Regions from separate parts of the Mus musculus genome. Here region 1 is linked to region 2. The links are chromatin loops, found by intact Hi-C in ENCODE. Cell type or tissue: heart. All regions are shown on one strand. Each heading gives the region's core, and the rest is flanking DNA. Links, peaks and the distances in the headings are about the cores only.

Region 1 (8,117 bases), core at 1,127-6,126, 640 kb after region 2:
TGACTTAAGCCAGAGATGAGCACTCAAACTGTGTCTCAGCAAAATAAAAGAAAATAAGCAAATCAAAGCAACCCCAAAACATCCTGGCTTTCTCTTCTAGCAGGTCTCTATTCTCCAAAGTAACAACATTAATAAACTCATTGAATGTGAATTAGTTGCAAAGGCAACTTCCTGTGGTTTTTGCTTTTCTCACCAGAAACTATGCATACCTTAAAACTGAGCATGATTATTAAGTGTGTCCAGAGTAGATAGATGCTCAATAGGTACATAGCACCTCAGTGGTTCTTCAGAAACTTATGCAGTTGGTAGGGCAGCAATATCTTTAATATTCTGTAAATAAATAATCAAAGGTTTGGGAAGAATCATGGATATATCAATGAGCCAGCAGAAAAAGCAGTGGATTGGAAACGGAGACCAGTTTTGCTAGTTTATAAGTTGGTGTCCATTTTATTATAACATATAGTTTCTCCAAATGGATGGGAAATTTAATCAGTTTTGTATAGAAATATGTCAATTTCTTTACGCTGATCAATAAGACCAAATTTCTCAGGGACAGAGGCAGTAACCACTAGCAGAGGTCAAAAAGCACCATGATTTTGCCTCATATGTGGTTCCAAGATTTTACAAAGACATATGCAAACATGTACGTATATTTGCCAAGAAAGTAAATGTGAAGCAATCTAGGGAACAAAGGACTATCAGGATGTAGGGGACCCTGGGAAAATATATGACATATGTCACGTACAACAAATATATATAATGACAATTTTAAAATTTAAGCTTGTTGGCTTTATTTAGGGTTTTACTGCTGTGGAGAGACACCATGACCAAGGCAACTCTTAAAAGGACAACATTTAATTGGGGCTGGCTTACTGGTTCAGAGGTTCAGTCCTTTATCATCAAGGTGGGAACATGGCAGCATGATGCAGGAGGAGCTTGAGAGCTCTACATCTTAATCTGAAGGCTGCTAGCAGAATACTGGTTCCCAGGCAGCTAGGATGAGGTCTTAAATCCCACACCTACAGTGACACAACTACTCCAACAGAGCCATACCTTCTAATAGTGCCAGTCCCTGGGCCAAGCATATCCAAACTATCACACTCATAGCATTTTATTGAATAAAATAAGCAAAGGTTCTACAGAAGAGGAGGAAGAAGAAGCATGAGTTCAGTATTGGGAACGGTTGCTTAGGTGGGAAAATAGCCAGTTCTAGGTCAGCCTGGGCCTGATAGCAAGACTGGATTAGTTATTTCTCTATTTCTGTGTTAAAACACATGATCAAGACAAGCTACAGAAGAAATGGTTCATTTGCACTAATTGTTCCAGAGGGTTGAAGTGTTCATGATGATAGCAAGCAGCACGTAGAGAAGTATGAACAGAAGGTGGGGGTTCATATCTTGAACCCCAAATAGGAAGCAAAGAACAGGCAAGGGGCTGACAAGGTTTTGAAATCTCAAAGCTGTTCCAGTGACATATTTCACCCAGAAAAGCCATGCCTCCTAAGTCTACCCAAACATTTCCACCAACTGGGGACTAAGTGTTTGAATACCCAAGACTATGGGGGAATATCTCTTACAAGCCACCATAAAGACCCTATCTCAAAAAGTAAGCAAGGGGTAGTGACATAACTCAAGGAGGTAAAGGCACCTGCTAGCAAGCCAGACAATGAAAGTGGCTTCCCAGACCACATGGCAGAAGGAGAGAATTGACTCACAGAAGTTGTCCTGAGACCTCACAAGTATGCTGTTGTATGTATACACACACCCATCACCATCACCATTGCCACTACTACCACCACCCCACATGTGTATGCACACATGCACACACTCATACATAAATGTAAAAAGAATTAATAGAATAAAGAAAGAAAAAAACCAATGTAGACTTTATGGCATAGGTCTATAACCACTCAGAGGCTGATGTAAGAGAATTACTGTGAATTCATGGTCCAGCCTGAGCTACATAGTAAGATTCTGGCCAGCCAGAGCTACATATCAAGGCCTAGTCTCAAAAAAGCAAACAATAACAACAAAAGTATAAATTGTAATGTATTAATGTTATAATATATCATTATGTATAATCATGTATTATAATTTAACTGTATAGTTAGGTGTTGAACTATTGAAGGAGGTATTTAAAAATGTGAACTACATAAGAATAAATGAAAACATTAAATTGAACTGATTTGTTTTGTTTTGTTTTGTTTTGTTTTTCAAGACAGAGTTTCTCTGTGTAACAGCCCTACCTGTCCTGAAACTGGCTTCACAGAACAGACTGGCCTCGAACTCACAGAGATCTGCCTGCCTCTGCCTCCAGAGTGCTGGGATTAAAGGTATGCCCCACCATGCCTGCCTAAATTAAATTGAAATGATCAAAATAAGAGTGAGTTGGACACAAGGAGGTAAAAATATGTATAAAAAATTGGATGTTCCCATTAATTTTTATATAAGGCTGTATGCATTTCAAACCTAGCAAACTGCAAAATTTCATCTACATTTATTTCAAAGATAGGCTTAAGCTCCAAGAATATCATGAAGTTTGAAGTTGACTTTTTATCAGAAGAGAAAAATAACGCTAATGAGTGAATACCAAGTACAACACAGTAATTCTACAGAGGTAAATATCTAATTACCTCCATTTCCCAAAGTGGGATAAATCACACATTAAGTCATATAATAATTTAAGGACTTGTAAGAGACAAGAAGATGTACTTGATATTCTTCAACTAATTACTTTTAATTAACATGTCTATATTATAAAAACATATGAGAGCATTTTAAAATTAAAAATGTAAAATTATTCAATGCAAGGAGAGTATGGATCTGTACAGCTCGAGGCAACACACCATTGGGAAGATGAGAGATCTTACTTCCATTTCCCTATTAAAGACTAAGTCTAGACATTCATAATTATACCAATTAATTGGCCATTTTGGCTAAATTATGTAAATTGTCTACATACACTTCTCAAAGTACATAACTGCCAATGCTATTTTCACTTTGGTCAAGACTATGCTACATAGCAAAATGAAGTGGATAATTAGGACAATTACTCTGATATTTTAGATCAAACATTAATTAAGGTAAAAGCAGATACATTTTTAAATTTGAATTGAAATCTAAATATTCTACTTGTATTCTATAAGCATGCCAAAAAGTAGCTTTTTAAATTGTCTTTGAAATCTGATTATATGGCAACTTTTAGTCAGAATTTCTAAATTTATGAAAACTCCTAAGATGCCTACACTATAGGGTAGTATTTTAAAGTTATGTATATCATAGACAACCTTGACACAATTTATGAATGTTCTGAACATAAGTAAAGTCCCTGGAATGCTAATGCTTGTGAACCCCAATGAGTAGAATATAAAGAGAATTTTCTATAATAGCATTAAGGGTATACAGAAAAATACTCTCTGGGCAGAACTTAAGGGCAGCTCCAGTTGTAAATAATCTGATTCTTGTATCTAGCCAGATAGAGTAAATAGCAATGACATCCATCTATTCATCTATCTATTTATCCATCCATCTTCTATCAACCTAGAGAAAACCTAAACAATAGCAATGAAATTTTAACAACTAATAACCTTAAGCATAGGAAATAGGTTCTTTGAAATGAAATGTTTCATAGGACCATTATTTTCAGCTTTTTTGTTGGTTTGAAATTATCAAAATAAAAAAGTTACCCCAAAAGTGCATTTTTAAGCACCACATAAAATAAGTAATAAACATTCAATACCCATCAAACCTCCATGAATATGATATGCCTGAGACTGAAAATTCTGTAGTCCCTCATTTCTTAAAACCATACTGTGAAATCTATACTAAAAGATTCTTTCCAATAGGCCTTAAGTGAGCACTTTAAAATATCCCCAAGGTTTCCCATGCAGGGTATAGTTAAAGAGCATTCCACTTGAGATCCTTGCTTGAAAGGCCCTATAGAATTGCAGAGTATCATTATTAAGCAAATGTTCCTGGGCCCTTGGGTGGTTCACTTAAAACACATTTCACTGTATTGAATATTCAATGCCAAAAGCACAGTGTTCAGTGTTAAGATTTGCAATTTAAACCCAGTTGGGAGAAGTAAAAGGTCTTGTAATTTGCCTATACTGTATTGCACTGATGTAGTAGCTTTCGTTGATAATTAAGTTCCAAAAATATGAGTTAGATTGCGGGAACAATGGGGGAAAGCTAACCTTCCTATTACAGCTTTAGCTCTTGACTTCTTGTATTTAAGATTACAGATGCTCCATTAAATCAATTTTGTGTTTAATCTCCTCTTGAAAAACAGTGAATGCAAGTCCCCAACTTTCTTCCCTTTCAGAGAACCCAAGTATTTGACAATGAAAACTACAAGGCTCAAACTAGATAATTAACACCACCCACTGGGGATAAGAAAAGTTTAGCAAGTCTTTTTTGGGTAGTTTTCCTTAACTAAATCTCACTGGGTTGGGATGTCAAAATATATTTCAAGTTGGATTTTCAAATGCATTTTTAAAGGAATAAGATTTGAGAGGATAGAGGTGTACTTAATATGATAAAATTAATTACATTCACTTTACATACATAGATTATTTCTCAAAAAAAGAGAACATTTCAAATCTAAAATTGTGGATTTTTAAAGGTTTGTTTAAATCACTACTGTTTACTAGCTTTGCTGCTTTAAAATCTTTTAGATCCTCAATATAATACAACATAATGCAATAAAAATGTGCAAGGCATAGGATTGAGAGGAGAAAAAGAGTAGAGAGAGAGGAAAAAAAAAAAGCCAGAGATTGTCAGTAAATAAAAAGGGAAATCAGGGCCTTATGGGTCATGCCTGCAATCCCAACCATTTTGGAGGCTGAGGCAGGAGGGTTGTGGCAAGTTTAAGGCCAGGCTGGACTAAGGAGACCAAAGGAAAATAAAAGTTACTTTTCTCTGAATCTATGTGTAGGTGCTGAGACTCAAAACTCTGATTCTGATCTTTAAGTGGGTAGTGGCACTCTGGGCTGAGGCCTCGGTCTTTACTGAAGGAGAATGAAGATTATCTCCAGGCTTTGGTCAGACTCAGAGTTTCCACAAGGGAAATGCAGTCGGTGTGCCTGAAGTTCACCTACAGGAGTGTTAACCTCCTGTGGCTTGGGGTCCTGTCCTCTACGGTGAAGGGTAGTGGAGAATGAACAGCAGTACTGTTCTTATCAGTGCGGTGCCTGGATCAGCAGCATTGGGCGTGAGCACTTGGTGGAAATATACAATACACAGGTATAGCCACAAAACTTAAACTGACCCTCAGGATTTGGCCCAGAAACCTGCCAGGTAATTGGAATAGCTCGGCGGGTGATGCTGATACAGAATTCCGGACATAAGAATCAGCACCTCACTTTTCAAAAGAAGCCAAGATCCGTGAGGGAGCTTTGGCCACAGTGGGCTTAGCTATTGCCCAGGCAGGGAAAGTCCGCTACAATCTGACCCGGCGGCGACCCCGCGCTCGCACCCGCCTCCAGGACATCGCTCAGAGCAGGTGTCAGGTGGGCGGCCCGGGGAGCGACGGGCCCCTCCCGCGGCCGCGCGTGCCAGCCTCAGCCCCCTCCCGCCCCTCCAGCCCCTTTGTCCGCCCCGAGGGCGGCCCCTTCCCGCCCGCAGGGTGTGCAAGCTCTCCGGGGGAGGGCGCGGAGGAGGGTCGGGGAGGAGCTGGGAGGATCAGGGCGGGCAGCTAAGCTTAGGGGTGGGAGCCGCAGCGCACCCGCAGAGGAGCCGCTCGGTGACCCGCGCTGCAACCCGTGCGCAGCCGCCGTCCCGGGGCGCGCTGGTGACTCCCCTTTGGCGAGAGCAGACACGGCCCTCAGCCCCGGAGCCTGAGGCTACCGTGTCTGTACAGCAAGGCGGGGGAGCTCGGCTAAGCGGATGGGAGGGCCGAGGGAGGGCCGGGGCGGGGCCCGGCCCGCAACAAGCAACCCGGGGCGTGCTCCTTCTTCTTCAGAGAAGTCGGACCTTGGTCCGGGACGCGTGCGCTCCCAGGCTGGAGAAAAGGAATTGGGGAAGGCGGGTCGGCAGGAAAGAGAGCACTACTGAGGACCTGAATATTCGGGGAGCAGCCCTAAAGCCGAGAATCCCGACGCCTTCTCTCTGCCCCTCAGTCTGGAGCTGTCATACTTTCCTATGACTGCTTCACCGTCAGCAGTGACTTTCTCAAGCGACTGGTGGGAAAAGTGGCCCTCCATTCACTTTCACTCCACCCCTAAAACCAGCAATACTGCTGAAGCTGACTGCCCTTCTGAGATGCTGGGAGAGGCTGGGCGGTTGCCTCCAACAGTGGAGGAGACCCCTGGAGCCTGTCCATTCCCCATCTCTCCTTCTTAGAATCTTCCAGTATCTTAGGCATAACACAGAAACGGCCAGCCAGGTGAATCGGTATATCAAAAACGGCCGAGTTTTCATGAAAGCAGGGGCCAATTTGAAGCACTAGAACAATTAAATGCAGAAACCGCAGCTCTGGGTGATTCTCTGCGTGCGGGCATCCTCAGTGGGCCCTGCCCTGAGAGGGGCGAGAACGAAGTTCAAGTCCCTCTGAAGCTGAGCTCTGAACTGGGGCGTAACAGGCACCTTCAAAGTCAGCACTGGGTTGTAATTTCTCTTCAGACTTCACACCCTACAATTTCTCCCACCCATTATTAACCATTTTGGGGTTTCTCTTCCTAAATCTTGCCTGAGGAAGCTAAGGGGAAGGAAATTCTGCTCATCGTCGCTTAAGAAAAAGTGTATGTTTGACTCGTTTGGCAATTTACCCAATAAAATTATTTATGAATATCAAAAGTATATAGTGAAGTTTTAAACACTATGTGCTAATAAACAATTTGTTATATTTTATAATGTTGATTAAAACACGAAATGAATTAACATGATCGATAGCCCAATGTCAGTCAGTAAAATAACACTAGTGCGGTTTTTAACTTAAAAACTTGCAAATTTTAGTTAGTTGTGGGCTCTTGGCTTGCTTTTCCCCCTTGTTCTTAAGGATCCACCTGGTGAGTTCTAGCAATCACTTCACTTTCTTCTTAACCAAACCAAAGGATGTGGGTCAGTTACTGTCCATATTTCAAGTATACAGGCAAAGAAAGTATCACACTGGTAACCTCTTTCTGGTTGATGACAACCGATTTTTCCCTACAGCACCAAGGGGTGGGGGCGGGGGATATATTCAGGTTGGAATACCACCAAAGCACCATCTACAGAAAAACTCTGTCCTTAATAGCTGTCCCTTTGAAAGTAATGGACACTCCATTTGAGGGCTGTAAATACCAAGTGTGGACAGTGTAGTTGTGGGTCTGTTTTACAAATGTTTGCTTTCTTCAGTGTTGATCAAAGACCAATGTGTTTGCCTTATGAGGCTGCCTTGGATAGTGTTTTTAGAGCAATTACAGACACGACAATAATCAATTCAGCTTCTTTTACCTTATGGATTCTCCTCCTCCAAAAAGCCAGGGAGGAGTTTTGAATAGAATGATTCATTTCAATAAGGACAAAGGAGACAGAAGGAGGAATGACACTGGCTGTGGCCGGTTAAGTGCAGGCATTGCTTAGAAGAAAAGTTTGATCCTGCCTCCCTCTGCAATTCTGGGTCTTATTTTGAATTAAAATGGGGCAGACTCCTTTGGTGGACAGCAGGGTTCTTCTTATTTGAGACAGAACCTTCTTGGCTAATATTGAGGTAGTACATGATTTGAAGTGTTTGAAGGAAACAAAGCTTCGTAGCATAATTCAAATTGGAATGATAGGTTGAAAACGTTTTAAGATTACCAACATTCATTACTTTTCTAATTGATAAACAAGAACAAAGACTGAATGTCTTCTTTAAAAGTAACTACTGCTGAATACAGGCATGGTTCTTATCAAGAAAAAAAAATACCCTGCTCTTTCTAGATGGGAGGGGTTTCTTCTGGGGAACTTGACTCTAATGATGTGGAATCTAATGCCCTTGAACCCAGGGTTAGGGGTGTTACTTTATATGTGGATTAAAGGGAAAAAATCTTAATATTCTTTAAAGTGAAAGAGATTGATTCAAAATGTATAAACCCTACTGCCTGCCCCCCCCCCACCTTCGCCCACTAATTCAAAATTCAGGTGGGAAAGAATGTA
Region 2 (8,019 bases), core at 1-5,000:
ACAAGCAGGGTTTGCTGTATCCCACTTGCAGACAGATTGCCAACAGAAGAAGTAAAACCATGGCATCTTGCCCATGTTTACAAACAAGGTTGCTCTGTTGCTCTTCTGTGTCCTGAAAAAGGTAGGGTTCTCTTTTTCCCTTTTTTTTTTTTAAACAATACCACCCTCAAAGACATGTCCATTACTCCTCAACAGCATATACCGTAAGAAGCTCATATACAAAACCAAACATAAGAACATTTTAATCCTAGTAAGGTTTTTTCCCCCCTTTTGCTAATTTTTCTCTTGTTTGAAAATAAGCCAAACTGAGATAAAAAGGGGTTAATTTGCATTCCTGCTGTCAAGGCAAAGAAGTGTTTAGCCAAGATAATTTAACATTCCTATAACTGTTAAGGGTTTTTTGGTTTTGTTTGGTTTGGTAAATACTACACTATTTAGTTTCTATGCTCTGAGAGTTTAAGGTGTCTTGACTTGTCTGACATACTAACTTATTTTTTAAAGTTATAATTAGGAGAATATCAAAACAAAGATATTCAAAACTCACACAGCTGTAATGCAACCATTCTGAGGGCTTGCCTCACACCTATCCTAAATGACGACATCTGGTCATTTACAACATGAACCCCAGGCCCAACAGATAACCTACTGGGCAAGGGCTCCAAAATCAGAAAAGAAGGAAGGAAAAGAAAGCAAAAAAAGGCAATGCCTATTAAGCTTGAAGCCTGTGCAAATTACAAGCTACACACACACACACACACCATGGAACTACCATCAGTTTTAAAGAAAAACACATCAGAGAATAAGACAATTGGACATAAGTTTTCAGAGTGCTATTGATATGTAACTTTCCAGGGCACACCTCTGCTATAAACAAGTAGACAGGTTACTTTACTTGGAATTTACGTTGGGGGTGGGGGGTGGGGGCAGACGTTTCCTTTTCAAGCACCCACATGGTGGTAATTCACAATAATTTGTAACCCCAGTTCCAAGGAATCCCAACACATCTCTTCTGACCTCCATGGGCACCAGATACCCACAAGGTGCACAGACATACATGCGGGCAAACATACATACACATAAAAAATGAATATATGTTCTAAAAAGAATTTACAATTTAATTGCTAAGATAATGCTCCTTGAAATCACTATCTAATCTATGCAACAAATATGTTTATTCTGTGTTTTAAATGACACCAGCCAGTCTAATGGTTGTTATTGTTGGTTTTGTTGTTTATATTTTGTTTGTTTGTGGTTTTGACAGGGTCTCATGGTGTAGTCCTGGAACTTGCTGTGTAGACCAGGCTGGCCAGGAACTCACAGAGATCCTCCTGCCTCCTCTGCCTCCCAAGTGCCAGGGGTAATATAGTAAGTGCCACAATAATCCAGCCAGTCCCCCGCCCCGCTTTTTGTTAGAACTCGATTATTTCTTTCCTGGACAAAATGTAGTTGGTAGATACTGAAACAACTCAAGCTATAAGGGTTTTGCCTAATACTTTGCTATCGTTTTTTAAAAGGATATGACTCTAGAGTTCCACCGGGGACTGAAACATAAGTTATTTGGCCCAAAAAGCTCCCCAGGCGCCATAAGCCCAGGCATCACAGACTGCGCTAGTTTTCTAACATCATTTTAGACAACCATCCCTTCTGGCAGGCATCCCTTGTAGAAAACTAAAGTACAGCGTTTTCTGCAGAGCTGGTGCACACGGGGACCCGGATCAGTCCAAGAGGCTGACTTCAAGTTCTGTTTAAGTCCGGCAGCGGGCATCCCTCTCGGGTCGCGCCTTACCTCGGGGGAAGCCGAGAGCCGCCCGGCGGTCGCAACACTAAACACCAGGCTGGCAGGACCAGTGCTCTCCAAAAAGTCTCCTAGGACCTGCCGGTGGTCATCGCTCTCCAGATACTGGCCCCACGTCTCCTCCGGGAACCTCAACGCCTGGCGCAGACGGCCTCCCAGGAAGCGCACCCGCGGGTCTAGGGCAAAGCGTTGCACTCTCCTTGCAGCCGCCGCCTCCTCGTCCTCCTCGTCCTCCTGCTCTGAGGGGCTGAGCCTCAGCACAGTCCCTTCCTCCTGTGCTGCCATCTCGTACCTAGAGAGGATTCTTGGAGTCGTGCGCCAAGGAGGCTATCACCGAGCCAGCGCCAGCCGCTCTGCCTGCAGAGCTAGGTGCACTGGAAGCGAGGTGGCTCGGACTGCAGCGCGTCCCGTTGCCAGGGAGATGGCTGCCCCGCCCCGTCCCGGGAGTGAGGGAGGAGCGAGAGTCTTGGGTCGCCCGGTAGCTCTCAGGCAGAGACCGGGAAATCAACTGGATTTCTCTGCTTTCCTCCCCTGGGCATCTTGGGGATCCCAGAAATGTTCCAGGACTAGTTAGCGGCTCTGGATTCAGCAGTACTGTCTTGAGCAGATAGTCCTGCTAAATTTGCCGCCATGGTAAATTTATCTAATCCCTAGAAAGCTGGGGCTAAATGCTCAATGTTTAACTGTGGATGAAGTATGGTCCAAAGTAGTTAGGTAGCAAGAAATGCTGCCACACACATCGTACACAGAGAATTGCTTATTCAATAAGTTTAGAGAAAGAATAAGTTACGTTACATTGTAAGTCAATAAACTACTTTCAATTTGGGGAAGGAACATTTTGAGCAAAAATACTAATATTAAAGTAAGATTTTTTCAAGGACTTAAATGTAACAAAATAGTAAAAGAATATGTAGCAAAGAATGTAGCTTCCTAGCTGCCATCAGAACAGTGACGTTGCACTGGACAGAGCCTGCCACATTCACCAAGGCCAGTGCAATTTTAACTTGTCATTGGGTTTTCTCCAGCAGAATAGTTTCTTTTTTCAGAAATAATTTACTCTATAAACCCAGTCTTTCATTGCAGTAGATATTAAGAAGTGCGTTTCCCTAGAAAATTTGTATCTCAGAGTAATAAATCCATCACTTAAGAAAGGCATGCTTTTTCTCAATATTTTTTCAAGTATGATTTAAAAGCACCAAGCAGGTACCATAATGAGTTCACTTGGCTTCTCACACACACAAAAAAAATCTTTATTAAACACCTACTGAGTGCCAATCACTGCTGATGCTGAACACACAGTATTGTAGGCACACTAAGCTTCTGTCCTCACATCACTTGTCTAAGTTAGCTCCACACTGACTGGACTGAGGCTATTCCACCTGGGTTTGCCTTCTATTTCTATCAGATGCTGTCAGAGCCATCTAGGATAGGCTAAAGGCATGCAGGTGACTTTTCTAGAGATGACCCACCATTTTTGCATGGTGGTGATGGGTAAACTGAATAGCAAGGCCTTCAGAAATTTCCTCTCAAGATTGCTTCTTGCAGCTGATATGCCTTTCCCAGTCACTATTACATAGTATAATAACTTCTGGACATTAGCCTACTGTATTGAGCAGATTTCCTGCAGATCGACATAAAGATAAACTTTCATGAATTAATGCTGCTTAGATGAGTTAATGATTTCATAGAATTCCTGATTTGATTCAAATAATTTTAGGAAGAAAGTTTTTTACATGGTTTTAGTTGTTTTGCCTAAAAGATGTAATAAAATTAGAATCAGGAATAGAATTTACCCCCTCCTCATAAAGTAAAGGCTACATAATAAAGAATACAATGAGCTTTCATAATTACACTAAAAAGAATTATAGACCTGGGACAAATTTGTGTTCAAAGAAAAACACTCAGGTCCAAGGATGAAGCCACAGGTGTGCACTATGATAAGACAAGGCCATTTAAAAACTGTTGCTTTGTTTAGCAAATTGTATCTTATATCTTGGGTATTCTAAGTTTCTGGGCTAATATACACTTATCAGTGAGTACATATTGTGTGAGTTCTTTTGTGATTGGGTTACCTCACTCAGGATGATGCCCTCCAGGTCCATCCATTTGCCTAGGAATTTCATAAATTCATTGTTTTTAATAGCTGAGTACTACTCCATTGTGTAGATGTACCACATTTTCTATATCCATTCCTCTGTTGAGGGGCATCTGGGTTCTTTCCAGCTTCTGGCTATTATAAATAAGGCTGCTATGAACATAGTGGAGCATGTGTCCTTCTTAACAGTTGGAACATCTTCTGGATATATGCCCAGGAGAGGCATTGCGGGATCCTCCGGTAGTACTATGTCCAATTTTCTGAGGAACCGCCAGACTGATTTCCAGAGTGGTTGTACCAGCTTGCAATCCCACCAACAATGGAGGAGTGTTCCTCTTTCTTCACATCCTTGCCAGCATCTGCTGTCACCTGAATTTTTGATCCTAGCCATTCTGACTGGTGTGAGGTGGAATCTCAGGGTTGTTTTGATTTGCATTTCCCTGATGATTAAAGATGTTGAACATTTTTTTTCAAGTGCTTCTCAGCCCTTCGGTATTCCTCAGTTGAGAATTCTTTGTTTAGCTCTGTACCCCATTTTTAATGAGGTTATTTGAATTTCTGGAGTTCAGCATCTTGAGCAATCCCACCAACAATGGAGGAATACAATTTGCTAAACACATGAAACTCAAAAAGAACGAAGACCAAAGTGTGGACACTTTGCCCCTTCTTAGAATTGGGAACAAAACACCCATGGAAGGAGTTACAGAGACACAGTTTGGAACTGAGACGAAAGGATGGACCATCTAGAGACTGCCATATCCGGGGATCCATCCCATAATCAGCCTCCAAACGCTGACACCATTGCATACACTAGCAAGATTTTGCTGAAAGGACCCAGATATAGCTGTCTCTTGTGAGACTATACTGGGGCCTAGCAAACACAGAAGTGGATGCTCACAGTCAGCTATTGGATGGATCACAGGGCCCCCAATGGAGGAGCTAGAGAAAGTAACCAAGGAGCTAAAGGGATCTGCAACCCTATAGGTGGAACAACAATATGAACTACCCAGTACCCCCCAGAGCTCGTGTCTCTAGCTGCATATGTATCAGAAGATGGCCTAGTAGGCCATCAGTGGAGAGAGAGGCCCATTGGTCGTGCAAACTTTATCTGCTTCAGTACAGGGGAGCGCCAGGCCAAGAAGTGGGAGTGGGTGGGTGGGGGAGTGGGTGGGAGACTTTTGGGACAGCATTGGAAATGTAAATGAAATAAATACCTAATTAAAAAAAAAACTGTTGCTTTGAATTTATGAGCGTATGGAATGAAACACTGCTTTGAACTTGCTATGGATACCTCTCTGTAACTCCCCTTTTGTGTAACATTCTATCTCTGAGGTAATTCTTTCTTACATAGAGAACTTTTTGTCTGAAAAGCTATAAAAATTGCTGCTAGCCACGAAGAAAGGAAGTGTAACCATTTCTGCTATATGTAGAAGGTGCAAGTGTCTATGTGTGTGCTTGAGTTCTCCCCTTTTTTCCTTTCCTTTTCTCTCTGGTTCACAAAAAAATTAGTAAGTTCCAAGCCTCTCACCTGGCCAGCAAGAGGCTCCTGGGCAAGAAAGGAACTCTAACAATCTTTTACTTAATTCCCTGCTGCTACACAACAGGAGTCAATTACCTGAAACCTTCGGATAACAAAGAGTTTTGTTTGTTTGCTTGTTTGCTTTACATTTTATTCTGAATTTTTTCTTTTTTCTTTTTTTATTGGATATTTTATTTATTTACATTTCAAGTGTTATCCCCTTTCCTGCTCCCCCCCCAGAATCCCCCTATTCCATTCCCCCTCCTCCTGCTTCTATGAGGGTGTACCCCACCCTCTTACCCACACCTGCCTCCCTGCCCTCTAATTCCCCTACACTGGGGCATCAAGTCTTCACAGGACCAAAGGGCCTCTTCTCCCATTGATGCCCCACAAGCTGGAACCTTGGGTCCCTCCTTGGTTGGTGGTTTAGACCCTGGGAACTCTTCTTGGTTGATAATGTTGTTCTTCCTATGGGGTTGCAAACCCCTTTAGCTCCTTCAGTCCTTTCTCTAACTCCTCCATTGGGGACCCTGTGATCAGTTCAATGGTTGGCTGCAAGCATCCACCTCTGTATATGTCAGGCACTGGCAGAGCCTCTCAGGAGACAGCTATATCAGGCTCCTGTCAGCATGCACTTCTGAGCAAAGAGTTTTAAATATTACCAAAAGCAAGCCACCTTTGCCCTAGCAATCACAACTTCTGCCACCACAACCTCCAACACCCCCACTGCCGCCTTCCCTGGGAAACCCCATAAAGCCCGGAAGGTCACCCACAAGGTGCTAATGTGTGATCCGAGCAAGCCATTTACCCTCTGCGTGCCTCAGTCTTCACCTGAAATAGGAAATCATCAACTTTTCAGCAAACACTTCCTCACTGACCTTCCCTTGAGAAGGGTTCACTTTAAGATTCATGGAGTTGCTTCAGTAACTGGATGTGAGCAGATGTAACACAGGCTGCAGACAGCTTTGTATGGTAGACCTTGTCCCTTCCACTTCTGATGCTGTTACGAGAAGAAAATTCTCAACTAGCCTGCTTGTACAGGGAACCAATCTCTTATTCCCTTCCCCACTCCTATCAAAGTTCTTGTCTTCCCAATAAGTTCCCTCCAACTTTCATATCTACACACACACACACACACACACACACACACACACACACATATACACACTACTGCCCTTAATTAGGGTTGTTTGCTTGGGCATGAGCGAAAGGCTATTTAATCCAGCAAGGACAATTTAGCAGAGCTAGTCCACTAAAAAACATGACTCCCCCAGTTCTCTCAACCAACTATTAGCTGCTGTTCAGTCCTCAGGGAGGGATGGAGTTCTGTAGTCCTTTCCTTATCAATAATGGCTGTTGGTGAGCCTAGGCTTGCCCAGTAACCACTATTGCTGTGAATGTGTAGGAGAAACAGTCATTTGGTGTCCAGAAGACAGTGTTTTATAGCATTGCTTCCCTTCCTATTTCTTTCAACATTCTTTCAGCCTCATCTCACAGTGTTTCCTGAGCCTGGGGTTGGAGGCAGGGAGTTGGCATAGATGTCTTGCTTACAGTGTTAGGCATGAAATCCCTCTGGTGGAACAGGCCTTGGAGCCAATCAGAAAGCAGTGTGTTATCCTCATAACAGTTGCTGTTGTACCAGTGGGCACACCCAGGTTGGCGGGTTAGTAATGGAGTTCACAGAGTTCATAGATAGATAGGTAAGACCACCCAGTGGCCTTCATAAACACCTTCCAGAACCAGAGAGGAACTGTTTGGCTCAATTACAGCTTAATTGATTTATGTCCTGCAACCAAAGTACTTGATGTCATTTAATGCAGGTATTTCTCCCTTTTGTGATTTTGATGATTTTGTTGTTGTTTTATTTGGTTGGGATGTCCTGTAAATTGGTGAATGGTGTATTAAATTCACGTGCTACTGTTTTGTTGGGTTTAATACATGACATTACATCTAGTAGTATTGTTTTTTAACATTGGGTGTACCTGTGATCACGCCTTTATGCTTAGAATTGTAATGTCCTCTTGGTGCAGTTCCCATAGTCAATGTGAAGAGGATCTTTTCTTACTATGTTCGAAGTCTGTTTTGTCAAAACTTAAAAGAGCAACAACTCCTTGTTTCCTGAATTCATTTGCTGAGATGACTCTTTTTCTGTCCTTTCCCCATGAGGTAGTACCTGTCTTTTGTGGTAAGGTACATTTCTTGGAGGCTACAAATAAATGGCTCCTGCTGTTTCATCCAACCTACATCCAACCTGTGTGCTTTGCTTTGAGGAATTGCGACCCTTGATATTCAGAGCAATTACTGAAAGGTATGAATTGATACTTGCCATTTTGTTGAGTCTGTAGTTGGTTCTTCCCTCTTCCTCTCTTGTTTAAGAATCATTCTATCATGGTCTATTCTTTTTCTCAGGCCTTACGGATGGACTTGCCTTTCTCATCAATACAGATAATCCCTTCACGCACAAGTACTTTTCCATAGATCTGGCCATAAGTTCCTTTAGCCTATTTTTTTCTAGAGAAAGATTTTGTTTCTCCTTCAAGTATTACAGGTAGCTTTGCTGGGTAGTAGTCTGGGTCCTAGTGTAGGTTGACCATTGTTATCTTCCTGAAC

The links. Hi-C counts contacts between places; a loop is a spot of excess contacts. Peaks named below come from ENCODE experiments on the same cell type or tissue, not always from the same donor. Only the 100,000 strongest peaks of a DNase experiment are listed, where the experiment ranks them.
Region 1: it touches region 2 in a loop (2.7-fold over the local background); 2 of 42 quality-filtered maps call a loop at or near these places.

Annotation. Positions count from the first base shown.
Region 1 is chr12:118,831,088-118,839,204 of GRCm38, forward strand. No RefSeq gene overlaps it. Among named protein-coding and RNA genes, the nearest start is that of Sp8, 12 kb to the right of the region's middle. In heart, for the core only: no CTCF peak of the experiment used is centred there; no DNase peak of the experiment used is centred there; H3K4me3 peaks cover 1,092 bases; H3K27ac peaks cover 407 bases; H3K27me3 peaks cover 1,145 bases.
Region 2 is chr12:118,196,753-118,204,771 of GRCm38, forward strand. It overlaps Dnah11 (dynein, axonemal, heavy chain 11), which reads right to left and starts at 2,291. Exons shown (of 82, transcript NM_010060.3): 1 at 1,787-2,291. The coding sequence starts at 2,080. In heart, for the core only: no CTCF peak of the experiment used is centred there; a DNase peak (open chromatin) is centred at 2,209; H3K4me3 peaks cover 1,108 bases; H3K27me3 peaks cover 2,051 bases.